Linked DNA regions of Homo sapiens: all the other regions are linked to region 3. The links are chromatin loops, found by intact Hi-C in ENCODE. Cell type or tissue: Calu3. All regions are shown on one strand. Links, peaks and the distances in the headings refer to the core of each region. The heading gives the core; the rest is flanking DNA. Region 1 has its middle 98 kb from the start of NIHCOLE. Region 2 has its middle 120 kb from the start of MACIR. Region 3 has its middle 26 kb from the start of MACIR.

Region 1 (10,320 bases), core at 1,238-9,237, 950 kb after region 3:
CTTAATAAACTCCCTTTTATACATACATATATCCTATTAGTTCTGTCCCTCTGGAGAACCCTAACTAATACAATAATGCCTTACAATATTTGTTAAAGAACCTAACACTAAATCAACTTAATAAAAGCAAATGATTTTGTAACACTTTATAATGCTCTCACTATAGATAATTAGTTTGGGCCTCATAAGAAGTCTGTTGATAGTTGTCAGGTTGTCTCTATTTCTTATTACTAAGAAGCTGAGGCTTTTGAATACTAAATGTCTTCCCTAAGGTTACTAGTAAGTTGTGAAAATAAGTATCAAATATAAGTCTTCCCAATTCTGGTTCAATACTCTTTCCTTTATATTATCCTGCAACCTGAATAGACTCTTAAATTAGATTGTCTGTAAGTGTCTAAAGCCAGACACATTTGTTAACCTTTATATTTTTTAAGGCTATACTCATGTGCAACTGACTGTAAAAGGTCACTCTATTATATTCAATTTTTTGTGGCTTCCAACATTTATTCCTTATGTTAAATGACAATATGCTTTATAAAATAAAGACATGCTATCAAAATCAGGCTCTAATGAGATAAGTTGAAAGTCAATTATGAGACTTTTGGTTTAAAATAGACTAGCACTTAAATGAAACTCTCATTATTCGCTAATAGAAATGTGAATACTCAGGAAAAAAAGATAAATATTCACAGCAGCAAAAGAAACAAAGTATGAGAGAAAAGCAATTGTCAGAATCTTGGAGAAAATGTAATTTCAGATTCTTTGGTTTGATAAAAACAATTAGTATCAGAGGATCTGCTACCACAGTTTATGTAGGAAGCCAAAAAAATATGTTGTTTCAGCGCTAATAATGAAATCTTGGTCATCTACAAAATTTATAGCTAGAGTATTCATATTAACATTATAAAAGCTAGATTTCAGAGTATAAATTCATATTAGTGATAATAAAGAACATTTCATAATGACAAAGGAGTCAATTCACCAAGAAGACATACCAATTCTAAATGTATATTCACATAGCAACAGAACTTTGAAATACATAAGGAAAACTCTGATAAAACTGGAAGGAAACATGGGAAAACTAAAATGAGGAATTGGCCAACATTATCTGCCCACTAAATCAAATTAATTTTAATAGAAAACTCCAGCCAAAAACAATCAAACATATATTTTTTCAAAATGCACACAAAACATTAATCTATATATATATTATATTTAGGGCCACTAAACAAACTCAATAAAATTAAAATAATAAAACATCATTCAAACTATTTTTTACAGATTGTAACAGAATTGAACTAGAAGTCAATAACAAAAAGATATCAGGAAAATTCCTAATTATTGGAAAATTAAACAACTTAATTGTAAATACTTAATAGTTCAATTTAGAAGTCTCAAAAAAGTTTTTATAATATTTTGAATTGCATTTTAAAAGAAGAAATTATTTCAAAATTTGTGGGAAGCTGCTCAAGCTGCTGAGATTAAAATTTACAGCATTAAATGATCACATAAGAAGAGGAGAAAGTTCTCAAATCAGTAATATAAACCTCTACCTCAAAAAACTAGAAAAAGAAGAGCGAATAAAAACTAAAGCCAGAAGAAAAATAAAAATAATAAAGATAATAGCAGATATTGATGAAATTAGATACACCAAAGCAATGAAAAAAACCAATGACATGAAATACTGCTTCTTCAAACAGATCAAGAAAAGTGATAAAAATTTGTTAGATTGATCAGGAAAAAGACAGAAGGCACATTTATAAATATCAGAATGAAAAGGAGATTATCACTACTAAATCCCACAGATGTAAAAATAACAATACAGCAATACCATAATAAACCCTAGGCTCACAATTTTGAAAAGTTAGATAATATTGATTAATTCTTTGAAAGACAGAAGCTAACAAAACACTCAAGGAAAAGCAGGCCATCTCATTACACTTAATTATATACAATATATAAAATTTATGGTTAAAATCATCCAAGGGAGAAAACTACAGACCAAAATTATTTCACTGCCCTATTCTGCCAAACAATAAAGAAACAATACCAATTCTATACCTCTCTTTCAAAAAAGGGAGGAAAGAATACTTCACAATTTATTGTATGAAGACAGCCTTAGTCTATACTGAAAGCAATATATAAATAAATAAACACAAAAAACCTATATATCACTATCTCTCATGAACATAGTTGCAAAAATCTTTGATGAAATATTTTCAAACTATATCCTACAATGTATAAAATACAGAAATACATTATGGTCAATTTATATTTTTCCTAGGGATGCAAGGTTGGTTCAGCATTTGAAAATCAATAATTTGTTGGATCAGTAGACTAAAGAAGAATAAATAATTATAAAGTTAGATGTATGAACTAGTATTAGATAAAATTTAATGTTTTCATGATAAAAATCTCAGCAACTCAAGAAAAATGTGAAGGAAACTTTCTTAACTTCATAAAATGTATCTAAAACAAATTCACAGTTAACCTTATACTTAATTGTAAAAGACTGAATACTCTCACTGAGATAGGAAACAAAGCAAGCATTTCCTCTTACATAATTTCACCCTGTTGGAAGATTTGCCTTGTGTAATAAGGCAATAAAAATGAATAATAAATAGATTAGAAAGAAAGGAATAATACTGCATCTCTTAGATTTCAAAAATCTAATGGGGGACACTTCTAGAATTAACAAGTGAGTCGGGATGAGACAGAGGATTCAAACTAAATACAGCAAAACTGTTGTTTCTATATATTAGCAAATAACAATTGGAATACAACATGAAGACCAATACCACTTACACAAGTATAAAAAAGTGAATATTAGGTATAAATATAGTAGAATGTATTTTTAATATCAGTATGCTGAAAACTATAGAACACTGATAATAGAAATAGATAAATTATACTCATTGATTGGAAGACTCAATATTTTTAATAGGTTAATTTTCCCCAAATTGATATAGATTCACTGAAATCTCATTAACGTCCCAGTTGGATTTTTGTTTTTTTAATAAGTGATCACAACCACAAATTTTTGAAAACATCTTTTTATACAGATGTTCATTATGTTATATATTTATGTAATGCATATTTTGTGTTTTGTTTATTTATTTAGATGGAGTCTCACTCTTGTCGCCCAGGCTGGAGTGCAGTGGTGCAGTCTCAGCTCAGTTATTTTAAGTCATTGAACATATTTATAATAGATAGGTCCTTGACTATCAATTCTATTAACTGGGTATATGAGGAGTTTGTTTCTTAGGAATATTTATTTTATTTATAGTGGATCATATTTACTTCCTTTTTCTCATGTCTGTTAATATTTTGTCATACCCTTACCATTGTGAATGATACATTGTCTAAATTTTGAATTCTATCATCTTGCCCTGAAATGTGGATTTTGTTCTACCAGGCTAAACTACTGATTGATAACTTTGAAGTTGTAATTCTTGATCTACACTTTGTTAGGGCAGATCTATGGAAAGCCTGAGATGTTGACCAAAACCCTCTCATCTGGAAGTGTTTAAACTGCAAACTCCCTCTTTCTGAGGTGGACGGTATCTTAAATCTTTGCTTACTACTTTGAGCTTTTAACTTGCTGTTTTCTGGTGTCTGTTCTCCCTCCATGTATAATTTAACTGTCTGTAAAGAGGTTAAGCGGCTATTTATGTGGAGATTTTAGGATTCTATTCACTATAATCCCTCTCTTTTGGAAGTCCTATTGGATTCTCTGACAACTCAAGCCTATAAGATTATGGCTTTCAGCTCTTCTGCTCAATTTCTATTTGTTTGACATCATTTTTGTATTATGGAATATCTTCTGAGGAAAAGCCATGTTTAATATAGATTTACGGGTTAGTATGCTAGATGTTTAGGGTTAGTATGCTACATTCTAGTTTCAGTTATGCACTTATAATTTTAAATTTCGTTTTTATTTTTTGAAATATAGTTTTGAGATATTCATATACTATAAAATTTATACATGTAAAGTATACAATTTACTGGAGTTTTAATAGTATATCTCAACGTTGCATAAACACTACCACAATCTAATTTCAGAACACTTTCTTCACTCCATATGGCTCAATGTGTTTCCATACTTATGACCCTGGCGACCACTAATCCACTTTCCACCTCTATGAATTTGCCTACTTGGCATATAAATGAAAGTATACAATAGTGATATAGGAGTTAAGAAGGAATCACTTAAGCAGATAATAAGGGTATGAGAGTCCTTGGTAAGGCTTTTCTTTTTAATGAAAAGCAGCCACAAATTATTTTCTAACAAAGAGCAGACAGTAAAGACAAGCTGCAAACAGACAAGAAAGCTGGGAGTTTGCACAGGTGAATGCCAGCAGGAACTAGGGGATACACATGTTCAAGATGGTGGCTCCATCTTTCCTTCTCTGCCAGCCACGTGTACAATAAAGATCAGACAAGATGGTACTGGCCAAGGGGAGAATTTATTTTTATATTAAGATTAGGATGGGGCAACCAGCCGTCCCTGAACCCTATGTAAACATCATACCTGATCTAACCAATCTGTGAACGCTGTGTAAATCAGACACTGCCTCCTCAAGCCGGGATATAAAAACTGGTGTGTCCACCGCCAGCTGGTTTTTTCTGCTCGGAAGTCTTCTCTCAATAGAGAGAGCTGTTTTTCTTTCTCTTTCCTTCTGCTCGGAAGTCCCCTCTCAATAGAGAGAGCTGTTTTTCTTTCTCTTTCCTTCTGCCTATTAAACCCCTGCTCCTAAACTTTTAGTATGCGACCATGTCCTAAATTTTCCTGGCTTGAGACGATGAACCCTGGGTATATAACCCAGACAACATAGTTGCTTTATACTGGAGATCTCGTCCAGGATACCAAGGTAAAACATTTATCAAAATGGTGAGTAGAGGAGCAAACTCCAACTCTGTCCTTTCATTTCGGGGCTCTTGCCCTCCATTTTAGAACCAAATCAAATCAATAAAGGGCATCTGTCAGCCAGGTAAAAACACAGTTAATGTGGCTGCTGTTCTTAAAGACCTAGATGTGAAGCTTGCTGAGGAGAACATGGAGAATCCCCTGCAACCACGGGTTGCTGGACATGTTGGCCATGTTTGAACCAGCTTCCTTTCATGGAGGACTTAACTGTTGCATGGGGCTGAAAGAGGTTTCAGTGCAACTAAGGATTCCTGGCTGGGGCTATCCCCTGGTTTTATCCAAAGGCTTCTGGACTGACCCCAACCTCTGACCACCCAATGGGGTGTCGGCTACATAATCTCCAACTTTTCTATTGTAATTTCCTCCTTTCCTCTCCACAACTGCCATATCTCCTATGCTCTCTGCATATGCAATATGTGGGAAGTTTTACAGTTCAGGGAAGTAATCTTATTTGGCAAGATCAAGGAGTATTGTAGTAACTGGGGATATAGCTCAAGGGAAGGCGTCTTTCTGATTTTCTAAAAACAGAGGGTCTCCCTTCTACACCGAGCATACTCTCTGCCCGTGGTCTGGAGAGCACCTGGCATTTCTAGGTCACTCTCTGCCCCTGGTCTGGAGAGCACATGGCATTTCCAGGTCTCTCTCTGCCCTTGGTCTGAAGAACACATGGCATGTCAACGTCACTCTGCCCTTGGTGTGGCGAGCACATAGCATTTCAAGGTCAACAGCACCACCTAGTGGCATCGAGATAATCTCCATGAGGCACACCATTGGTTCGTTACCAAAACACTCTTAGCTTACCAATTCTCTTCCCTTTTTGTGCCTCTCTACTAGAAACCAGCCTTCATGCTCCTGTAAATGGCGAAATTCTGCCTTCAACAACTAGGAGTAACATATTATCCGGAGCTAAATTCTAGTCTCAATACTGTCCCATCAGCAGGAAAATAGCCATTTGGTTCCCACATTCCTTTAAGTCACCTATTCTGCCTCTAATTAGAATGGTATTTAATTAGTAAGGGGATTTTTAAGTTCAGAAGTTAACCAGAACCATTTTCTAAGGTTAAATGCTTTAGCATGGGCTATAACAGTAGGATATGGAGCCCAAATCAACCCACTTCCTCCATTAAGGAGGAAAGTGCAAAAGTTTCCCAAAAGCAACTTTCACATAGTCTCTCGAGAGATCCTTTTTTTTTTTCGGGGAGCTAGGCAGGTCATACAAGTCTAGGAAGTCAAAGGGGAATCACAGGCAGAGAACTACAGCTGCATGGTGGGCGTGACTAATCCCAATCTCTTAGTTCCTCTGGTTCCATGGCTGGGGGTCACACCTGCAACCATGGGTGGCACATTCAACAAGGTGCCAGGACCCAGGAACCACGGAGGGGAAACAGCTGGGGGACACCCACACTGTCTTCCTCCCAACTCTGGGTCATACCAAAAGGAAGAAGGCAAAAGGGATACCTTTTTCTCACTTCTCTTTCTAGATGGGTAACAGGTTATCTTCGGGCTGTACTCCTCTGGAGTGCATTCTGAAGCACTGGGACTCCTTTGACCCTGAGACTTTGAAGAAAACATGGCCCATTTTCTTTTGCATAAGGGCATGGTCTTTTTACCCTCTTGAACCAGCCTGGCTTGTGGAAGGAAGCTTAATTTTAATATTAACTGACAGTTAGATCTTTTCTGCAGATGGGAGGGCAAATGGTCCAAGGTACCTTATGTGCAGGCTTTCTTTTGCTCTGCGTGACAACCCATATCTTTGCAAACATTGCACAATTGACTCAGCCCTTTTACCTATCATGTCAGACGGTCCCAAGGGGAATGATTCCCCAAGACTAGAAAAGCAAATTCTGCAGAAACCATCTGAGGCAGCTATTGAGTGTGCCAGCCCTTCCAGTCTCCCTTATCTGGGGCCACTTCCAACCATGCCACAGATCTTCCACCTCCACCATCTCCAAAGTTTCCCACTTTCACACATTCACTGTTCCCTCTACAGGAAAGGCCCAATGGAGGTGATGCCATTAGGGTTCAAGTTCCCTCCTCATTGCAAGCTCTTAGGCAAGTAAAGGGAGACCTAAGCCAATTTTCTGATGACACTGATAGGTATATAGAAGCCATCCAAAATTTAACTCAGGTATTTGACCTCTCCTGGAGGGATGTTATGCTGCTCCTAAGCCAAACCCTAACCACAGCTGAGAGGCAGGTAGCTCTGTAGGCAGCAGAGAAATTCAGAAATGAGCAATGTGTCTCCCGTAGTAGGTCTAAAAGAAAAGAGAAAATAGGGAAGGTGAAGAAATAATGGAAACTCCATTCCCAAAAGGAAGGAAAGCAGTTCCTCTTGACAACTCTAATTGGGGCCCTAATGATGCTACAGATGAATGGAAAAGGAAACATTTTTTAATGTGCATATTTAAGGTCACACCTGCAACTATGGGCAGCACATTCAACAAGTGCCAGGACCCAGATCTAGTGCCAGAAAAACTTGGACTAAACCTCTTAATTACTCTAAACTGTTCATGATAGATCAAAAGCCAGATGAGAATCCTACAGCCTTCTTGGAAAGACTGAGAGAGGCACTAATAAAGCACAACAATAATCCATAAACTCTTTAGCCTCAGTAGTAATACAGAATAGACAGGCCCTAGATGTCCTTACAGCCAAAGGAGGGGGACCTGGGAGTCTTAAATGAAAAATGCTGCTTCCAGATCAACACCTCTAGTCAAGTAGAAGAAAACCTACAGTTGCTTAAAGATCAAGTTAAAATCAATTACAGATTAAAAGAAAATGCAGGCTCCAGCCCTGGATGGCTACAATCCCTCTTTAATGAATTCTAGTCTTCTTCGTGAAACTGGCTAGTGACATTGTTAACTGGTTAGTGCCCCCTCTTGCTCATATGTTTTATATTAACGTCTGGACCTTGTCTACTCAATACTGTTACTCAAATTGTTTACTCTTGCCTAGAAGCAATCCAATTCCAAATGGTGCTGCAGAGTGAACCACACATGGACACGCCTTTCTTCCGAGGACTCTTAGTTCAACCCCAGGAGGATCCCTACTTTCTGTTCCTCACACTGCTTTTCAGCAGGAAGTAGCCAGAAAGAGTCATTGACCAACACCCCTAACAGCAGTTAGGGTTACCACTCCTGAGTGAGGAAGGACATAGGAGTTAAGAAGAAATCACTTTAGCAGATAGTAAGGGTAGTGTAGTCCTCAGTAAGGCTTTTCTTTTTAATAAAAAGCAGCCACACATAATTTTCCAACAAAGAGCAGCCTGTAAAGTCAAACTTCAGACATAGAAAAGAAAGCTAGGGTCTGGGCCTGGTGGCTCATGCCTGTAATCCCAGCACTTTGGAAGGCCAAGGTGGGTGCAACACCTGAGGTCAGGAGTTCAAGACCAGCCTGGCCGACATAGTGAAACCCCGTCTCTACCAAAAATACAAAAACTAGCTGGGTGTGATGGCAGGTGCCTGTAATCCCAGATACTCGGGAGGCTGAGGCAGGAGAATTGCTTGAACCTGGGAGGCAGAGGTTGCAGTGAGCTGAGATCACGTCATTGCACTCCAGCCTGGGCAAGACAGCGAGATTCCATCTCAAAATAAATAAACAAATAAGTAAATAAACAAATAAATGGAAAGAAAGAAAGCAAGAAAGCTGGGAGCTTGCACTGGTGAATGCTGGCAGGAACTAGAAACTAGACATGTTCAAGATGGCAGCTACATCTTCCCTTAGCCGCCAGCCACTTGTACAGTAAGGATCAGACGAGATGGCACGGGCTGAGGGGAGAATTCATTTGCATGGTAAGGTTAGGGTGGAGCAACGAGTCTTCCCTGCACACTACGCATACACCATACCTGACTGAACCAATCTGTGATCCCTACGTAATTCAGACACTGTCTCTGCAAGCTGGACTGTAAAACCTAGCACATCTGCTGCCAGCCATTTTTTTCCACTCAGGAGTCCCCTCTCTTAATAGTGAGAGCAGCTTTTCTTTCTCTTTTCTTCTGCCTATTAAACCTCCACTCTTAAACTTGTGTGTGTCTATGTCCTAAATTTTCCTGGCATGAGATGATGAACACTGCATATATACCCCAGACAACATAGCCGTTTCAATACCTGTACTTTTGTGTCTGATTTTTTTTTTTTTTTACTTAGTCTAACCATTTCAAGTGTTTATATTGAAACACTTTCAGTAGTTCATTACTATTTGTGACCAAATAATATTACATGTATGGATATACCACATTATTTAATCCATTCATCAGTTGATACACACTGGTATTGTTTCCACTTTTTGGTAATTGGGAATAAGGTTACTATGAAGATTCTTGTACAAATTTTTATGTAGATGTGTATTTTCATTTCTCTTGGGAATATACCTAGGTATATAATTGCTGGGTGAGATAGTAACACTATGTTCAACATTGTAGGAACTGCAAAACCCTTTTCCACAGTGACAGTACCATTTTACATTTTCACCAGCAGTGTATGAGGGTTACAGCCTCTCCACATTATGGCTATATTAGCTCACTAGGGTTGTCATAACAAAGAATCACAAATTGTGTGGCTTAAAAAATTTATTTTCTCACAGTAATGCCCACTAGAAGTCCATGATCAAGATGTTTGCAAGGTTTGTTCCATCCAAGGGCTCTAAGAGAATCTGTTTTATGCCACTCTCATAACTTCTGGTGTTTTTTGTCTTGTAAATAATATCATTTGTATCTCTGTCTTCATCATTACATGGAATTCTTGTTGTGTTCTTGTCTATTTCTGTGTTCAAATTTCCCTTCTTAATAAAGAAAACAGTTATACTGGATTAAGTCCCCCAGTGGTGACCTCATCTTAACTTGACTGCATCTACAAAAACCTGGTTTGCAGATAAGGTCACATTCTGAGGTACTGAGGTTTAGGACTTCAATATATCTTTTTTGGGGAGACAAAATCCAATCTGTAACACTCATCCACATTGTTATTGTCTTTTTGGTAGTAATCATCCTAATGGCTATGAAGTGGTATTTCATTGCGGTTTTCATTTGCATGTTGTTAATGACTAATTATGTTAACCTTCTTTTTATGAGCTACTAGACATTTTATCTTTTTGGAGATATTTATATTCAGATGCTTTTCCCATTTTCAATTTACTTATTTGTTCATTATGCGTGGTAAAAGTTATTTATTTATATATTCTGAATACAGAATATATAAATGTGAGAAGTACACACCCAATTTCTGAGGTTACTATGAAAATATATGATTTGAAAATATCTTCTTTCATTTTGTGTTTTGTTTTTTCTTTCCTGACAATGTCCTTAGAAGCACCAAAACTTAATTTTGATAAAATCTGCCTTATATATTGTTGCTTATGCTATTTGTTTTAGATCTCTAAGAAATCATCCCCTTTT
Region 2 (10,320 bases), core at 1,387-9,386, 140 kb after region 3:
ATACATATACATATATATACACATATATATACATATACATATATACACATATATATACATATACATATATACACATATACATATATATACACATATACATATATACACATATACATATATATACACACACATATATACACATATACATATATACACACACATATATACATATACATATATATATATATATATATATATATATATATATACACACACATACATATATTTGTTTTCATTTGCTGTTTGTGCCTAGGAAAACATTCTAAGACTTTAAGTGGTTGTTTTTCTAAAAATAATTTTCTCCAGTATTACTGGGGAGCAGATCAGCAGAGCTCCTCACTCTGCTATGCCAGAAGTCTATGTCCTCTACAATAGATTTTAATCAATGCCAGTTGTTGTCTAAATGATGCCTAAAATTAATTGTGCACTTTGGACACCATGGGATCTGACTGCACACATCTAGAACATTACCTCTAGTCCCAGATCCAGATGCTTGGTCTCATGCCACATGTGACATGACCTGACAGTTCTGACCTCCCAAAAAGTTACATATTGCTATGAATGTCTTCCCATGTCATGAGCCCTTGGCAGGAACTGTGGTTTTAATTTTAATTACTGCCTGTAGGGATGATGCCAGTAGGGAAGAGAGAGGGATAAGAGTAGACTGCCTTTTACAGTTTTGTCCAACATCAACTCAGTCCTTGTCACTTGAAGTCAGCATGGATGCTACTTCTCAAATGTGTGTTGACTTCTTTTTACAGAATATGCATGTTTCTTTATTCTTGTTTTTCAGTAGTTGTGCAGAATTTTCTGTTCTTTGATAATTTTTTTAAACATCTATTATTCAAGGACACCAGCCTAGGATCACAACTCCCCTGAAAGGATAAATATTTGCTTCAAAGCCTGGGTGTTCTCAAGTGCAGTACAGGTGCAGCCTGTAGGTCATGGATATCTCAGAGGTACAGCCCTCAGAATGCCTGGGGCATGCCTTAACTGAATGGCCATTTGCTCATGCAGTTGGGAACAGGGACTATTTATTTATTCAGCCAACATAAATGGAATAACCACAGACTCTCAGATACTCTGATAGAACTGAGGACATTGGGGAAACATTCACAGTCTCTTCAGAGAGTTTATAGTCTAAGGGGAAGCAGAAAAGTAAGCAGCAGTTTTAATGTCATGTGACACTGTGACAGAAGGGGAGAAAGCACAGGCTGCCTGCCTCAGATACCACCCCCTCATGCTGGTATCCAGAAAGCAATGCCGAGATTTCATAGTAGGGAATGGGAAGGGTGGCAATGTGTATCCCTGTTTTGTTTTTTTATTTTTATTTTTTTATTTTTTTGTCGTCTTGAAAGCTGAGAAGTGAGAAGAGAGCTGAAAATGTATAAGAGTGTGCCCAGGCAACTGTTTTCTCTTTGCTTTTCTAATAAAAGCAGAAAAGGAAAGGTTTTATCATCAGCAGTGGAAAGCAGAGGTGCTGGCAGTGTGACAGTGGCTGTGACTTAGGAAGGGAGAGTCTCCAATCCAGGAAGACCTTCTCCTCAGCAATGTCCAGTTCAGGAATTGACAGCATTGGCACAGGCTCCTCTTGGCAGGATGGGGGTTAATTGTGGACCATGTCAGTTTTGCTGCTTGAAAATTTTGAGTGACAATACCTCTCAGGTGTGAAGAGAGGATGAGTCTTTCTCTTGGAAGGACTAAAAGGAGCCTGGATGTTATCTTACTGGAAAGAAGGAAACAGTGCATACCTTTGGGAATGGATCTACAATTTACTGTTTACCCCATCAAGCATGATATTACATTGAATCTGAGTAGCTGCAATGCTGAGCTGGTGTGCAGGAGGCCAACTCTGCAGGTTTACTTAGAAAGTGGGCAGAAATGACAGTAATCATAAAACAGATAACAGGCAAGCCCTCAGAAGTGGGCAGAGGCAGGAAAAATGAGCAATGGACATAGCGTGGCAGAGCCACCCAAGGCCAGAGAAGCAAGCTGGTTCCAGAGCATAGCCAGATATGGGTTGGTCTGGGCATTCAGAAAGTGTTTTCAGGAAGCACACTTAGGCAATTGGGGAGGCAATGGGCAGAGGGTGGGGGATGGATGGAACTTCCGAGCTTTTTCTCTTCTAGCTTCCATCTGCTTTAGGGGGACATTCCAAGGTTAGGTCTGGCACATTTTGCAATACTACATGGTGAATTCATTACAGTGGGTTAAAGGTTGATTGTGCACTATGCACAAATGGAGATGCTGGGGTTTCCAGACTGGATGGTCAACTATCTGAGGGCGCAGAAACAGGCCCTCATCATTATTTACCTTGCTTTTGAAATATACTTCTGTTTTCCCTCCCTTTAGTCTGGGTCCCATGAGCCCGCTCTCCCACACTGTTGCCAGAGTGGAAATTGATTGTCTCTCTCTTGCTCAGAGCTTTCAATCGCCCTCCCGTGTTTGCAGAATAACGCTCCTTAGCAGAGGTCATAGAGCCTTCCTTGACCTGGCCTCTGCCTGGCTCCCTGCTGTCTGGTTGCCATTACTGTGATGCACACACATTTTATGTTCCAGCACTAGCAAGCCACGCACACACATAGCATTTTACTTCATGATTTTACCTTTGCTTATATTTTTCCTTTTGCTTGAAATGCTCTTCCATTTATCACCCCCTTTTCTTTCCCAGGCATCACTTCCTTGAAGTATTTTTACCCATTTCATTCTGTCTCTCAAGACCCTGTACTCATCTCTAATCGTGCACTCACCATATTGTGTTATATGCATACTTCTCTCCCTTCCTTACTTACCTGTGAGTTCCTCCAGGCTATGTTTTATTTATATTTGTATCAGGCAGAGCTAGGTATAATGCCTGGGACATAGCTGGTACTCTAAAATATTTGGTTGTATAAATGAATGAAATGATATATATATATATATATATATACACGTGTGTGTGTGTATATATATATATACACATGCGTATATACGTGTATATATATATATATTTTTTTTTTGAGATGAAGTTTCACTCTTGTTGCCCAGGCTGAAATGCAGTGGCACAATCTTGGCTCACTGTAACCTCCACCTCCCAGGTTCAAGCGATTCTCCTGCCTCAGCCTCCTTAGTAGCTGGGATTACAGGTGCCCGCCACCACACCTGGGTAATTTTTGTATTTTTTTTTAGTAGAGATGGGGTTTCACCATGTTGGCCGGGCTGGTCTTGAACTCCTGACTTCAGATGATCCACCTGCCTTGGCCTCCCAAAGTGCTGGGATTACAGGCGTGAGCCACCGCGCTTGGCCCATGAAATGATCTTTAATTGTCTCCTAAGTGACTAATACTAGATAGCATCTGTTTGGTTTCCTACTAGAGTCTGGAAGCAATAGGTGCCTTCATTTAACCATTGGACCTAGAAAGGTAGCAACCCATAGCCTGCCAGGCTGAATGCACCTGAAAGCCTCAAGAAATCTTGTCACTGTGCATTCTATTATGTGACTACAACTTGAGCCGAATAGGGATAAATGAATCCTGGCTAGCACTGAGCATCGTGCCAGGAACAGAACAGTGGGGCCATTGCAGTCAGTAGAATGAAAGGTTACCATGGCGTTGTCAGGGAGTTTTCTTGAACTATGGCTGGACCATATTTCTCTTTCCACCTCAGCCACTGCTTCATGCTACTGAATGGAGAAGCCTTTGGCTTTCTGTACCCATGGAGGAATGCAGCATGCCTCTTATCTCCTAAACCTGTCCCTGCAGAAAGCTGCCTGCCCTTGGAGTTTCTCAGTAGAACAGTAAATGTGATCTCAGTCTCTCCCAGCGGCTCAGTAAATATCACGTGATACAGAGTGCCTCAGCCAGGTGACACAATGAGAGCTGAAAACACCTCGGGTCGTCTGTACTGTTGCATTCCTTATGCACAGCACATCCTAGTTGTCCCACTTAGAGCATCTCTCATTGTGATTTCCTTTTCTTTCTCTAAACGTAAGCTAGGTTGACCTCACTTAGTGGAAAGTCAAAGGTGTCAAGTGAATAATAAACTCTTTTCCTGTTCAGGTACAGTGTGGGCTGTTAGGTTTTCCACCCAAAGGGAGGATGGGGGCTGAGTAGGGCTGCAACAGAGGAGAGAGAATGCAGTGCACCTCGAAGATGTGAGTGACATGCTGCTTAGATGGAAAGTACACCATTTCCTTTCCTGTTCAGAGTGAGATATTTTTTACCTTCATACAAATGAGGTTGTTGAAAACCATGATATTTTAAAATACCCACATAAACAAAACCTTTGTTTTGAATGTAAACCTATGGAAATGAATACTCACAATCTGCAGTAAAAAGGACCATCTCTTGATCTTGGATGTTTCCTAGCAAAGCACATTCAGGGTGTCGTTGCTGGCAATGGAAAGCCCAGAGTGCCAGCAGCCTCCACACTGTGATTTAGGGAAGGGAGTGACTGAGATTATTTTAGTCAGAGGAACTGGTTCTCTGCTTAGCCTCGATATTTCATAAAAAGCTCATTGCAGCAAAATTTTCATTTGGCAGCATCTGCGGTGCTATCATCTTGATATCTTCACATTAAGTAACAATGGCACTTCAAGGTCAAATGAAAGTCAAATTGGCACGATAAATATTCATTGTCAGCCTCTGTTAATCCTATGTATTTTCTGTAAAGATACAGGCAAAGCATGTAATCAGTAGTGTTTGTAGGAAAATAAAAAGTTATAGAAATCCTGGGGTCATAGAGCAAATAAAACAGTTCAAATGTTAAGATATATATGGTATAGTGAGAAAATCAGTAGAATGAATACTGCACTCAATTCTGACATTGTCAGTTTCTGACAAATCATTTAAATGATATACCTCAATTTTCCCAACTGTAAAATTAGAATGAATTACATAATTATCTTTTATTCTTATTCCTATTCTAAGTGATAGCTTTTCTAGATGCAATTAGAAAGAACTTTCAAAGTGTTGCAAAACACTGAAACATATTAGGAAAAAAAAAATAATGTGTGTTTTTTTTTTCTTCTGAGCACTTAAATAATAGAATAGGTATCAGTTTCTTAAACAAATGGAATGAAAATCACAAATAGACTTTTAAGGTTAGGAAAGAAGCCTGCAATGTGAAGGGACTAGATTAAAAGAAAATTGACCTGTTTACATTTCTACTGTAGAGTATTGGATGCTGTAGCAATAATGGACCTTTATTGGAATTATTTTAGAGGTTATGAGATTACATAATGGCCTGTGTCACCTAGCGGCCAGAGGCTGGGATGTCAAGTGTGTGTACCTTTATCAATAGCCAAGCTTAAAATGACTGAGAAACAGCTACTTCTGAGAAGACTTGGAAAGTAAGGTATTCTATTTGAGGATAATGTAAGCATTTGTTTCTGGAATTCTGCCCAGTAACCCAGAGCACACAAAAAGGTCTTAGAGTAATTTGATCAGTGTTTCTGTAAAAGAACACCAAAGCCACAGATTCTGTTACTGGCAAGACAGAAAATGCATTATAAGGGAAGACAACATGTTTCATAGGATGATGGCTTGGCCTGGAGAGGGCTTGGGAGAGTTAACTGACAGCAGTTAGGAACAACGATTAATGCTAACCTGAACTTCTGGGACCCCTGCCTGAACATGCTTGTCAGGGTGTGTTGGTGTTTGCAACATTGCCTTTTGTTTTGTCTCTGGAGCCTGATGCAGTTTTGCTTGCAGTCCTTGTTACTGTCTATTGGCCCTGTTTTGAGCACTAACATGAGAAGATGAAAAGAAATCCCCAGAAACACCCTTTTTCTCACCTGGTCATCTTAGTATCCACAATTGCATTCCTAGAGGAATATTCATCTTCCTGGCATTATTGTTTTGATGTATTCACAGAAGTCTGTGGCCGTAATCCTTCCGTAAGCTGATCTGTTATTTAGCTCCTTGGATGAAATATTGGTAATCATTGTAAAAATGATGAGCCTATGTTGATATGTACATGGACCTTTCCCTGTTTGACTGGGGGATGGGGGGTAATGTGAGGGCTGGGGAGATTAAAAACAGATTCTAGATCCCTCCAGTGAGCTCCTTGGTTAAATATTTTGTTTACATTGGTTATATTGAGCAACTTTAGTAGAGGATATTGTTGAAGAGGTGGAGAGCAGTTTTCTGATTGGCGAGACCTGTAGTCATTAGGCTGCATTTATCAGTAGGCTTGCCTTGCAGTTCAAGGTTCATTGAGATAGATAGACTAGCAGCTTCTCAATGCTGGTTTCTCAGGCTACACTGGGTTGCTCAGGTTGAGTGGGCAATGAGGAACTTGGGGAGGTAGTAGAAGACAACCACTTGACTTCAGGACTAAACCTTTTTCTTTGGCTGCCTTTGTTGCTGTTGAAAAGTTGGGGTTATTTTGTAGTTCATGGGTTGGCAAACTATGACTTGAGCAAAAAAATCTGTCTTGCTGCTTGTTTCTGTAAATAAAGTTTTATCAGAACACAAACATGGTTATTTGTCTGCATATTGTCTGTGGATTCTTCTGCATGAAAACAGCAGAGTTGAATAGCTGCAAAAGCGAACCCTAAGACCTGCAAAACATAAAATATTTACTATTTGGTCCTGTATGGGAAAAAGTTTCCTGATCCCTGCTGTAGTTCATTGTAGGTAATCTGTTGCTAAGATCTTCTCTTGGTCTTTGGTGTTCTTTAATGTTGCTCAAATAAATTTAGATGTGAATTTCTTTTTATTTTTCCTGCTTGAGATTTGTTGTTCTTTCATCAATTATTAGCCATAAACTCTGAATATTGTCTCTCCCCATATCTTCTCTGCTCTTGAAACTCTGGTTGAATTTCTTAGAATCTCTCATTCTAGTCTCCATTTTTCTTAACTCTATTTTTCGTCACATAGGATCTCTGTGCTGCATCCTGGGTATTTCTACAGATCTGTTTTCTGATTCAATTTCCTTACTTATTATCAGTTAAGATTTTCTATTTCTTCGTGATTCAATCTTGGTAGATGTGTAAGTTTCTAGGGCTTTATTCATTTCTTCTAGGTTATCCAATTTGTGTACAATTGTTCATAGTAGTCTGTTTAGACTCTGTGTATTTCTGTGGTATCAGTTGGCTTTTTTATTTCTGATTTTATTTGGGTCTTCCCTCTTTTTTTTCTTAGTGTAACTAAAGGTTTGTCAATTTTGTTTTCCAAAAACCAATGTTTAGTGTTGTTGGTCTTTTCTGTGGCTTTTCTAGTCTCAATTTCATTTATTTCATCTCTTATCTTTGTCATTTTCTTCCTTTTTTTTTTTTTTTTTTTTTTTTTTGACAGTCTTGCTCTGTTGCCCAGGCTGGAGTGCAGTGGCGTGATCTTGTCTCACTTGCTGCAACCTCTGCCTCCCAGGTTCAAGCAATTCTCCTGCCTCAGCCTTCCGAGTAGCTGGGACTACAGGCGCCTGCCACCACACCCGGCTAATTTTTATATTTTTAGTAGAGATGGGGTTTCACTGTGTTAACCAGGATGGTCTCAATCTCCTGACCTCGTGATCTGCCTGCCTAGGCCTCCCAAAGTGCTGGGATTACAAGCGTAAGCCACCATGCCCGGCTATTTCCTTCCTTTTTTCCAGATCTAGAAGTCCTATTTAGCTTTTTTTCAAATCTGCCTAGTCATCTTATTTGTATTTTCATATCTCCTCTTTTGCTTCTTTAAACATATCAAGGATATTTACTTTAAATTCTATGCAATTAATTCTAGTATATGAAGCTATTGTAGGTTTGATTCTGCTGTTTTATCCTCATTGAATTACAAGGTACTGGTGTACTTGTGAGCTTTGTATTGTTTCTAGTGGTGAACTCAGGTTCCTTGGGTATTTTCTGTGGAAATTCTTTGAGTATTTTTATGTGGTGTTCAGGGTACATAGTGTACCATACAGCTAGAGAGTTGTTCTAAATCATGTTTGCCATACCATCTATACCCAGAGATCCTTCAATGTTAGAGGTTATTGAAAATTTGCCTGGACTATTAATAAAACTAATGCTTTGATGTTAAATTGTCTGTAACTTTCTGGAATCTCTTCTTACTTTTTATTTCTTGCTTATTGAAGGAAGAAAAGTGAATCTTACAGTCTCCCTGGGATCCACAGAGACATGATGAAAGCCAAGAATCATTTCATATCTAGAAATCTTATTTGGTTGTTTTCTAAATATAACTTATCACAATTGTCCTACTTCCAACATTCCTCAAAATTGGATGTAAAATCTGCATCACCTTATCCCTTCAAGCTATTCTAGATGATTATTCTTGCCCCTTCATGCAAATTCCTCTTGTCTTGAGGCAGATGACATTGGTATACCTTCTCTGTTACCTTGTCCCTGAAATCTACCCTTGGAATAATCATTCCCATTCAGTCTCTAAAGGCTCTGGGTCTGCCATGGTCTTTTGTTCTACTTTTAGTTCTGACCTCATCTTGGGTGACTTCAAAATCTCAGATTTCTGGCTTTTTCATCTTCAAAATAACCTTGTCAACCATTGTATAGTTCCATAGACACAAAAAACTTCTCCATCTTGAAAATCAAAAAACTAGATTTTCTTCCTTTTGACCACAACTTCCTGTCCATTTAGGTTACTTACTAAGCTGTTGCTGATATACCAATCCTTTGACCTCACTGAAACCTCCATTCTCTTTACCCTCTATTTTCAATGTTTCAAACATTTCTCATACTTTTATTCTCTTCTTATCCTTCTCATGTTTTATAATTCAAGACTTCAAACACTGCTGTACTAATACCCTAAGCTGACTTGCCACATCCTCTTTCTACTATTCTAACTTGGCAAAACCTCAGTCCTCGATGAAACAAAATGCCTATTTTTTTCTACTTCCATATCTGTGCTGATGAGAGAGTTCCTGAAGAAATATCATGATTTCCACTTTGCTAATGGTCGACTAGATTATTTGGACGCATTCCTCCTGCTGAAAATGACAAGAAATGCTGAATATAATATAAAAATGTCTCTTTTAAAACATTGAGGAATTAAAAATACATTAAGGAATTACCAAACCAAAATTTAGGGAAAAATAACTCAAAAAAGAATCTGAGCACTGAAGCCATGTGCTCCAGAGGTATTTTATAACATGGTAAAAATTACACTTTGGTTTTGGTAGCCTCATTGGGTAAGGGATCATAATTTAAGGTCCAGAGCCAACTCAAGTAGAAAAATTTAATAAGAGACTAACCCTGTTCCATACACACACACACACACACACACACACACACACACACACATACACACACATATACATACATATGTGCTTTATATCAATAATGAAGCTAGTCATGGGCTAGTTCTACTTCTAAGGGAGTGCAACTTAATCTATTCTGATTGGTAAAACAATATTCTTGGGAACAGAATTTACAAAATGCTTAGAAATAGTTGCATTAATTATTCCACATCATAAGCCCATCAAGTGGGTTATTAACTCAACTCCCTTGCTTCATCCCTTTGTCATACTTACCTGGTAAAACCCCACTTAAGTTCAACCCAACTCCTTGCCTACTACTATGCACAGGTTGAATGTGGTTTGAGAAGCACACATACCCAGGCTGACTGGCCACACTTCCCATCACTGCCAAGAGACCTTTACGCAATTCTTAAATATATATATATATGTATATATGATACTTTAAGTTCTGGGATACATGTGCAGAACATGCAGGTTTGTTACATAGGTATACATGTGCCATGGTGGTTTGCTGTACCCATCAACTCGTCATCTATATTGGGTATTTCTCCTAATGCTCTCCTTCTCCCTGCCCCCCAACCCCTGACAGGCCTCAGTGTGTGATGTTCCCCTCCCTGTATCCATGTGTTCTCATTATTCAACTCCCACTTATGAGTGACAACGTGCAGTGTTTGGTTTTCTGTTCCTGTGTTAGTTTGCTGAGAATGATGGTTTCCAGCTTCATCCATGTCCCTGCAAAGGACATGAACTCATTATTTTTTATGGCTGCATAGTATTCCATGGTGTATATGTGCCACATTTTCTTTATCCAGTCTATTATTGACGGACATTTGGGTTGGTTCCAAGCTTTGCTATTGTAAGTAGTCCTGCAGTAAACATACTTGTGCATATGTCTTTATAGTAGAATGATTTATAATCCTTTGGGTATATAGCCAGTAATAAGATTGCAGAGTCAAAGGTGTTTCTGGTTCTAGATCCTTGAGGAATAGCCACACTGTCTTCCATAATGGTTGATCTAATTTACATTCCCACTAACAGTGTAAAAGTGTTCCTGTTTCTCCACATCCTCTCCAGCATCTGTTTTTTCCTGACTTTTTAGTGATCACCATTCTAACTGGCATGAGTTCATAGCTC
Region 3 (10,320 bases), core at 938-8,937:
AAACAACTTGCTCCTGAATGACTTCTGGGTAAATATAAAAATAAGGCATACATAAACACTTTTTGAAACAAATGAAAATAGACATACAACATACCAAAACCTGAGATATAGCAAAAGCAGTGTTAAGAGGAAAGTGTATAGCACTAAAAACCTACATCAAGAAGATAGAAAGATCTCAAATTAACAATCTCACATTGTACTTATAGGAACTGGAAAATCAAGTAGAAACAAATCCCAAAGCCAGTAGAAGAAATAACTAAAATCAGAGCAGAACTAAATGAAATTGAGTCCTTCAAAGAAACATACAAAGGATCAACAAAATGAAAAGTTTGTACTTTGAAAGGATAAATAAGGTTGATAGATTCCTAGCTAGATTAACAAAGAAAAACAGAGAGATCCAAATAAGCACAATAAGGAATAACTAAGGTGATATGACAACTGATCCTACAGAAATACAAAAGATCCTCAGAGACTATTACTGACACATCTATGTGCACAAACTAGAAAATCTAAAGGAAATGGATAAATTCTTAGAAACACATATCCAAGATTGAATCAGGATGAAATCAAAACCCTAGACAGATCAATAACGAGTTCCAAAATCGAATCAGTAATAAAAAATATACCAACCAAAAAGTTCTGGAACCCCAGATGGATTCCTAATCAATTTTTACCATATGTATAAACAAGAGCGAGTACCAATCCTACTAAAACTATTCTGAAAAACTGGGGAGGAGAGATTCCTCTCTGACTCATTCCATGAAACCAGTGTCATCCTGATACCAAAATCTGGCAAAGGACACAATGCAAAACGAAAACTACATACCAATATGTCTCATGAACTTAGATGCAAAAATCCTTAACAAAACATGAGCAAACTGAATCCAGCAGCATATCAAAAAGTTAATTCACCACAATCAAGTAGGCTTTATTTCTGGGATGCAGGGTTGGTCCAATATACACAAATCAATAAGCGTGATTCAACACATAAACAGAATGTTAAAACAAAAACTATATGATCACCCCAATAGATACAGAAAAGCATTCAATAAAATTTAACATCCCTTCATTATGAAAACCCTTAAAATACTAGGCATTGAAGGAACATACCTCAAAATAACAAGAGCCATCTGTGACAAACACACAGCCAACACCATACTGCACAGGCAAAAGCTGGAGGCATCTCCTTGAAGAACTAAAACAACACAAGGATGTTCACTGCCACCACTCCTATTAAACATATTACTGGAAGTCCAAGTCAAAGAAATCAGACAAGAGAAAAAGTCATCCAAATAGGAAAAGAGGAAGTGAAATTATTGATCTTAACTGACAATATGATGCCATACCTAGAAAACCCTAAAGACTCTGCCAAAAGGCCCCTAGACCTGATATACGACTTCAGTAAAGTTTCAGGATACAAAGTCAACATACAAAAATCAGTAGCATTTCTATGCACCAATAACATTCAAGCTGAGAGCCAAATCAAGACCAGAACCTCATTTACAATGGCCACCAAAGAATAAATTCCCAGGATTACATCTAACCAAGGAGGTGAAAGATCTTTACAAGGAGAACTACAAAACACTGCTGAAAGAAATCACAGATGACACAAACAGATGGAAAAACATTCCATGCTATTGGAAGAATCAATATCATTAAAATGTCCATACTGCTCAAAGCAATCTATAGATTCAATACTATTCCTATCAAATTACCAATGTCGTTTTTTGCAGAATTAGAAAAAAAGTGTTCTTAAATTTATATGGAACCAAAAAAGAACCTGAATAGCCAAACCAAACTTAGGCAAAAACAATAAAGCCAGGGGCATCACATTACTCAACTTCAAACTATACTACAAGGCTACATCAACCAAAACAGCATGGTACTGGTACAAAAATAGACACATAGACAAATGGAACAGAATAGAAACTCCAGAAATAAAGCCACACACCTACAACCAATTGACCTTGGACAAACTTGAAAAAAATAAGCAATAAGGGAAGACTCTCTACTGAATAAATATTGCTGGGCTAGCTGGCTAGCCACATGCAGAAGAATGAAACTGGACCCTTACCTTTTACTGTGTGTAAAAACTAACTCACGATGGATTAAAGATTTAAATGTAAGACCTGTTTGTTCTGTTTATATATAAATATATATACTTATATATATTAAAAACTTATATACACACACAAACAGACAACATATGAATTGAGAGAATATTTAAGACTCATTTGCTCTGTTTATATATAAATATAAATGGAATGGGAGAAAAGATTTGCAAATGATGCATCTGACATAGGTCTAATATTTAGAATCTATAAGGAACTTAAATAATCCAGTGAAAAACAAATAAACCCCATTTAAAAAGAAGCAAAGTACATGAACAGACACTTCTCAAAAGAAGACAATTATTAAAAAGTCAAAAAATAACAGATGTTGGCAAGACTGTGGAGAAGAGGGAACACTTATATACTGTTGGTTAGAATGTAAATTAGTTCAGCCCCCAAGGAGAGAAATTTGGAGTTTTCTCACAGAGCGAAAAATAGAACTACCATTAAACCCAGCAACCCCATTAACAGGATTAATACCCAAAGGAAATAAATTGTTCTACAAAAAAACCCACCTGCATTCATATGTTTGTCACAACACTATTCACAATAGCAAAAACATGGAATCACCATGTCGGTGCCCATCAACAGTAGCTTAAAGAAAATGTAGTACATGTACACCATGGAATACTACACAGCCACAAAAAGAATGAAATCATGTTCTTTGCAGCAACACAGACGCAGCTGGAGGCCATTATCCTAAGCAAATTAACAGAAACAGAAAACCAAAACTTGCAGGTTCTCTTAAGTGGGAGCTAAACATCAAGTACGTACAGACCTAAACATGAGAAGAATAGACACTAGCAACTCCAGAAGAGGGGAGGCAGTGAGGTGGGTAAGGGCTGAAAATTTTTCTGTGGGATACTATGTTCACTATCAGGGTGATGGGATCAATAAAATCCTAAACCTCAGCATCATGCTATATACCCTTGTAACAAACCTGTACATGTACCCCAATAATCACAAATAAAAAATTCGAAACAAAGAAAAAATGGAAATTAAACATAAAAAAGTAGATGTTTCCAGCTGGCTCATTATTTTACAACAGTATCACATGTGAATTCTTGCATATTGCTTGTTGAATTAGTGATGATAAATATTAAAAAGTAGGCTTCATTATAGTTGGTGAAATACCTGATTTTTTTTCTGACTTGGATCAGCAGTAAAATACTAAGAAATGAAGAAGAAAATTATGTGAGTAAATAGTATAATAGTTTTCAGTTTCACCTCTGTATTAGTCCATTCTCACACTGCTATGAAGAAATACCCAAGACTAGGTAATTTATAAAGGGAAGAGGTTTAATTGACTCACAGTTCCGCATTGCTGGGGAGGCCTCAGAAAACTTACAATCATGGCAGAAGGTAAAGGAGAAGCAGGCACCTTCTTCACAGGGTGGCAGACTGGAGTGAGTGCACGCAGGGGAAATGCCAGACGCTTATAAATCCATCAGATCTTGTAAGAACTCACTCACTATCACAAGAACAGCATGGGGAAACCACCCCCATGATCCAATTACCTCCACCTGGTCCTGCCCTTGACATGTGGGGATTATGGGGATTACAATTCGAGGTGAGATTTGGGTGGGGACATGGAGCCAAACCATACTACCCTCCTTCCAGCATTAGCTAGATAGCTAATGGACTTGTTTATAACCCCATAAAATCAAATAAGCAGGTTGTAGAAGAGCATCTTAATCTGTTTTGTACCACTATAACACAATAACAGATAGATAATTTATTATGAATAGAAATTTATTATCTCACATTTCTGGAAGTTGGGAAGTTCAGATGTAGGTGTTAGGAGGTTAAGACTTGGTCTTTCTGCTTCCAATATAGTGCATTGAATGTTGTATCCTCCAGAAAGGAGGAACTTCTTTTTTGGCAGAAAAACAAGAGAAAGAGAACCTATTCGAAGAAGCCCTTTTTATAGTGGTATTAATTCATTCATGAGGGTGGAGATCCCATGACCTAAACACTTCCTATTAGGTCTCACCTTCCAACACTATTGCATTGGAAACTAAGTTTTCAACAAATGAGTTTTAGAGGGAACAAAAGCGTTGAAACCATAGCAAAGAGTAAGAAAGCAGAGGTCCTTAGACATTATTGAAATAGAGTGATCTGGTTGATGATAGTCCTTTAGAATAAAATTTCTTATGGGCTGAATTGTGTTCCCCACAGATTCATATGTTGAAGTCCTAACTCCTAGTACCTCAAAATGAGACTGTACTTAGAGACAGGACCTTTAAAGAGATAATTAAAGTAAAACAAGGTCATATGGGTAGACCCTCATCCATATGACTGATGTCCTTATAAGAAGAGATTAGGACACAGACACACAAAAACCAAGGGGTGATGGCTGTATAAGGGTACAGTGGGAAGGTGGCCATCTACAAGGCAGAGAGAAAAGCCTGAGAAGAAACGGAACCTGCTAACATCTTGAAGTTGGACCTCTAGCTTCCAGAACTCTGATAAAATAAATTTCTGTGTTCAAGCGACCCAGTCGGGTATTTTGTTTTGGCAGATCTAGAAAACTAATATAAAAATTCAATATTTCATTCTGTGCTTTTAAAGTTTACTTTCCCTGAATCTGTGTCCAATAAGTAGAGCATTATTAAGAATTAAGAACAAAGGAAAATAACCATGAATAACTTTTCTGTCTATTTGTACTTGATTCATGTTTTAGTCAAATCTCTTGCATACTATTGTTATCTAATAAAAATATATTTGGCTAACTCAGAAGTGGATTCCTGAATCTAAAAATCTTGAATGCTCCTACATTAGAGAAATAGTAGAATATAAGAGTTGAAAGTAACTTTAGGAGCTGGATAGCCTGGAATCATGTTGTGGTTCTGTAAATTAATCCATAAAATGGGCACATAACCTATTTTATAGGGTTGTTATGACGATTAAATGAGTTGATGAATGTAAAGTTTAGAAAATTATGATTATTTCCTTAACAGCCTGTAATATAGTGACAATGAACTTGCAATTCATATATCTAACACCAGATGACAGTGTGGCCACCCAAGGTTAGATAGCTATGTAGTCCAGTAGACGCGCTAGCATGACTGTCTGAAATACAGGACCACCAAATTCCAGAAGATTTCTATGAAAATAAGATGAATTTAAAATCTCTATGCAAATACCAGGTCACATAAATATTCACAAAATAAAAGTTTAAATAAAACATCTGATTTATTACTTACTGTCACCATTAGTTACTTTCTGTCACTATTCAAATCCTGGATCTATAGTTTACTGTCTGAATAATCTTTGAAAAGTTTATCTTTTATAAGCTTAAATTTTCTTATATGTAAAATACTACATGAATTTAACAAAATTTTGTTGAATTCCTTCTATACGTCACATTTGTTCAACGAGCTGGGGAGATAGCATCTTAGAAAAACGACGGAAATCCTTGCCTTTATGAAGCTTATATTCTACTGACTAGAATCTAGTGATTAACCAAAGAACCCCTATCATTTAAAAGCAGAGACAGATTGTGTACCAGGATGTTAAAGTGAAAATCTCTACATCAGTTTTCACTGAATCCCCAAAGGCCCAGAATGAAATGACAGATTCAGAGTACCTCTACATTTTGTAGCAATGTGTTAGATAGACCATTGATGCAGTACTTGCAAAGGGGATGGTCAACAACTGCAAACTTTAGCTCAATACATGCCTCAAGCATATAAAAGAATATGGACAGGTGAATGAATGGATTCTTTTAAAAGACAACTTATTGAGAGAAAGTTGTTGGAGAACTGTGCATAATCACCATAGTGCAGGGTGGGTAATATTTTTTCTCAACTAAATGAGAAAGGGATCCTCAAGAGAGTCACTGGGAGTTGTTGACATGAGACCCCTAGCAATGAAGCACATGAAAACTGTGAGAGGTTATGGCTGCTTAAGGCTGAGGGCACAGGGCCAAGAGAAAAGAGCTGCACTGGAAGTAATGTACACTTGTATGGCTAACCGGCAAAAAAGCACAAGTGTTTCTCACAGACCAGAAATAAACTCCAAGGGTATTAAGAATCCCTATCTGAAAGGACAATGTGATACCCATAAAGGGGATGGGCCATCAGATACATGCACAGGGCATGTGGAAAGAACAGTGGTTTCTGGTTGGGGCGAGGTATTGCCAGCCTCACAGTCCAAGGGCCCCAGCAGCAGTGTCTTTGAGGAGTCAACCAGAGAAACAATAAGCACGGAGAGATCACCCCAGGGTGGTCCCAGAGGATAGATCTGTGCCAGACGAGTAAAACTTTCCTGTTCTTTACTTCTCCTCCCACCCTTACCCCAACTCCAACTCTGAAATAAGACTCATGGAGAGCAAGAGGGAAGAAATCTGCCCGACCAGTCCCAGCTTTTTCACTGCCGACTTTCAGTCCAAAGCAGGCCATGCTGGGGCAGGGAAGGAACGCTCACTCTGAAGTGACTTTGGAACGTTAACTGTTACACTGCACCAAACATTTTCATTACAAAAACAAGAATATTCTTGTACCTAGAGGGGATTAGACAATTTATGTTATTACTGAAGTTATGAAAACTATTATGGGACCTGCCTAAGTTCTCATCCAGAGACAGGAAAATACCTAGCCTTCTCCAAGTAGAGTGAAAATATATTTAACATGAATAAAGTACTTAACATGGTAAATATTTTCTGTTTTCATCATTGTTCTTCTAATCAGCCCTTGTAACTTGCTTGGGTCTGGTCCAGAGACAGGAAAATACTTTGTCTTCTTCAAGTAGAGTGAAAACAGATTTAACATGTATAATGTGCTTAACATGGTATTTTCTGTTTTCATAATTTTCCTTCTAATCAGCCCTTGTAACTTTCTTGGCTCTGAGTCATACAGCCCTCCTACTGAGGACTGAATGAAGGTGTACATGCCAAAATAGTGTACTGGGAAGAGTGGACCAAACAGAACTCACATACTCTTCCATCCACACCTCGGGGCTGGCTCAGCCCTCTAGGGCCCAAAGGGAGGGGAAAATCTCTTTCTTGAATGCCTGATTCAGTTTTTCCTATCCTCAGCACACAGTCCTGTGAGCAGAAAGAACAACAGGTAAGAATATTTGTTTCAATTAAGGAAAAAAGTCAGAGGTGCTTGTTCAGAACAGCTCCTGGTACTAGCAAGCCCTCATTAGGTATTTGTAGAATGAGTACATGCATGATGTTTGTGGCAGCATGAGGGAGATTGGATTACTTCTGGGATTATGGTGGTAAACCAGCTCTGGCCACGAAAGCAAAATGGAGTAATTTGAATCGTGCCTTCAGAAACATTTCTTTTCCACAAGACCATAGGCATAGGGTGTTTTCACTGTAGAATGCCACTCCTTTCAGTAAAGGCGGCATTTTTCAATGTGATGTTCTGCCAATACTTCCAGGTATTAATAGTAATATATAGAAGAAATAAAAGGCTAATTTGACTTTTATTTGGAAAATGCTGTACACTTTGTCCTCCCCACTTGGATATATATATTAGCATATTATGGAGTCTTTGAAATTGCAAAGGTTAATTTTGCTAAACCCAGTGTATTTACTAACTTTATAGGAGGTCAGAATACTTTTTCTTTCAGCATGCTTGTCAATATCCCTCTGACTAGTGTTCTGTTTAGCAAAATTCTGGAAAAGACAGATGAAGGTCTTGTCTCCAGAAAGGCCCTGTGCAATGGAGCAACAGTAAGTAAGTTAGTGTGGAAATTATCACCAGCCACAGTCCTCTGAAGTAGAGAGCAGAGCTGCAAGAGAGCAGCATTCATGAGGAGACGTAACTTCTGAGGAAGTGATGAAGAATCAAGAAAGGACTGAAAATCACTGTACCCAAAAGATGGGAAGGCCAAAAGGGAGTGGGAGCCTAATGGAGAAATGAAGTGTTTCACAATTTTGAGTAAGGCAAGACTCAGAACTATTTCTTGTTACTATAGGGAACAAAAGACTGAAGAAGTGCCTTAGTCTGTAATTTAGTAATAGTGAATTTTATTTATTAAGATTTCTACATCGCTCACTGTGTGGCAGGCACTGTTCAGAGCACATTACAAATATTAATTCATGAAATCCTCAAAATAACCCTATAGGGTAGGTACTATTATTGTCACCCCCATTTCACAGATAAGAGAACTGAGGCATGAATACATTTACTAACTCACAGGCCAGGACGCCAGCCCAGGTCACCTGACTCCAGTGCCCACACTGTATGCTGCCTTTTCAAATCCATCAAGTGGAACACAAGACACTGCTGAGGGTGATCCCATACCATTGAGTAGTGCAAACTTCAACTGCAAATATAAAGAGAAAACTCCCCCTCTTCTGTGTCCTCTGAAATGGGAGACAATTCTTCACCTTAATCAAAAGTGACTGACATTAATGTTTATACCTGTAGCTTCTTGATATAACCTTTTATATACCCAAGATGAAACTAAAATCGATGTGGAGGATAGTGTTCTAGGTAAAACAACTTAAGTGATAAAACATGTTACCTCAGCAATGTTGCCTGAGGGGCAGACTTACATATTTCATGAAAAATGTTAGGCAGAAGGTCTTGATGTCATTTCTTGCACCATTTAATCAGATTTAGCTTCAGAAATAGGAATGGAAAAGGCTATATTTTTCTTTTTAAAAATATAACTCATATTTTGGTATAAAAGTAATTTGTGCACACTACAGATAATTTTCAAAAACATAAAATTATAACTAAGCAAGTAAAAAATATGTAAAATCCCACTAGCCAGAAACAACTACACTGATTATTTCCTTATAGTCCTTTTTTCCATGTTGAATATATGCGTGTGTGTTTAACATAACTGAGGTCATTTTGAATATATTTCACATCTTACACATTTTACTTAATGTTATATTATGAACATTTTCTTAAAATCCCGACGTCTCTAAAAATCTTTGTATAACTATAATGTTTGTTCTAATGTCTGCCATCTTGTTTTAAGTTTTTATTATGTTTCAGTGCCAGTTTTTACTCTTTCAATACAAAGAATAGGCTTCTTTTGCTTTTATCTTCTGCATTGATTTGTATGGTTTTCCGTTCTTGTTTGTACTTACTCTTGAACAAAGAGGTTTCTAATTATGGAAGTCAAGATTGAAACTGACTTTCGACTCAGTCTACCTTAACAGATGAGAATGTTTTTATTTCCTCATACTTGTCCTCCTCCACTCCTTAATCTCTGGTAATATCATTTGGGGTTTAAACTATTATTTAACTATGTATATCTGTATGAAGAATATGTAAACATATATTTTTAAAGATATATTTATTTGTAAGATTATAAAGATATAATGTATCTTTAAAGATAGATATAAAACTTTTATATAAAAAAGTCCTATAAATATATATAAAAATATATATTGAAAAATATAAATATACAATATATATTTATATATTTAAATATCAATATGTATTTTAATATATTTATTTTTCAATAAATTAAAAGAATATATAAATATATGTATAATATATTAAATATATAATATACATTAATATATGTATAATATATTAAATATATAATATACATTAATATATGTTTAATATGTAATACATATTATACATGTTAAATTATATATTTATATTATATATTTTAAAATAAATTAAATTATATATAATTTATTATGTATAATATATTTATTATATAATATCTACTATACATATTTTAAAGATATATTTAAAGCATATATGTATTATTTAAAGGTGAATTAACATTTGCAATAAATTTTGTGATTAATTTATACAGAAAGAATTTTAAACATATAATATATTGCAAAAATAAAAACAGTATAAAGAACAAACACTCCTTAACCTTTACCCAAATTCACCTACTCTTAACATTTTATCCTATTTGAGTGCTCTCTCTCTCTCTCTCTCTCACACACACACACACACACACACACACACACACACACACACACATACAAACACATAATGTTAAGAGCAGGCAAATATATACTTTTTTTCCCCGAGCTATTTGAAGACGATGAGAATCATCAGCAGGTGCTATATCCAGGAGGAAGTGTTGATGAGGAGTAGGATATCTGCATGATCTTAACGTGCTTCCCCATAAATTGCTTATTAATTGCAAGGCAGATTAATAAAAAGCAGTACTTCTAGAATGGGTACATTGGGCAACACTTTGACCTAATGATCAAAATTACCATCATCAGTGAAGGACAGATGTGTCTCCAGATGTGATACCTTGA

Evidence for each region. A loop is a pair of places that touch in the nucleus more often than their neighbours do. Peaks named below come from ENCODE experiments on the same cell type or tissue, not always from the same donor. Only the 100,000 strongest peaks of a DNase experiment are listed, where the experiment ranks them.
Region 1: it touches region 3 in a loop (3-fold over the local background); 4 of 110 quality-filtered maps call a loop at or near these places.
Region 2: a loop joins it to region 3, with 2.8 times the contacts of the local background. A loop is called at or near these places in 2 of 110 quality-filtered maps.

What each region holds. Positions count from the first base shown.
Region 1 is chr5:104,173,634-104,183,953 of GRCh38, forward strand. No RefSeq gene overlaps it. Among named protein-coding and RNA genes, the nearest start is that of NIHCOLE, 98 kb to the left of the region's middle. In Calu3, for the core only: a CTCF peak has its summit at 5,672 (motif pointing left); a DNase peak (open chromatin) is centred at 5,638.
Region 2 is chr5:103,370,225-103,380,544 of GRCh38, forward strand. No RefSeq gene overlaps it. Among named protein-coding and RNA genes, the nearest start is that of MACIR, 120 kb to the left of the region's middle. In Calu3, for the core only: a CTCF peak has its summit at 5,246 (motif pointing left); a DNase peak (open chromatin) is centred at 5,257.
Region 3 is chr5:103,227,478-103,237,797 of GRCh38, forward strand. No RefSeq gene overlaps it. Among named protein-coding and RNA genes, the nearest start is that of MACIR, 26 kb to the right of the region's middle. In Calu3, for the core only: CTCF peaks have their summits at 5,114 and 5,313; a DNase peak (open chromatin) is centred at 5,144.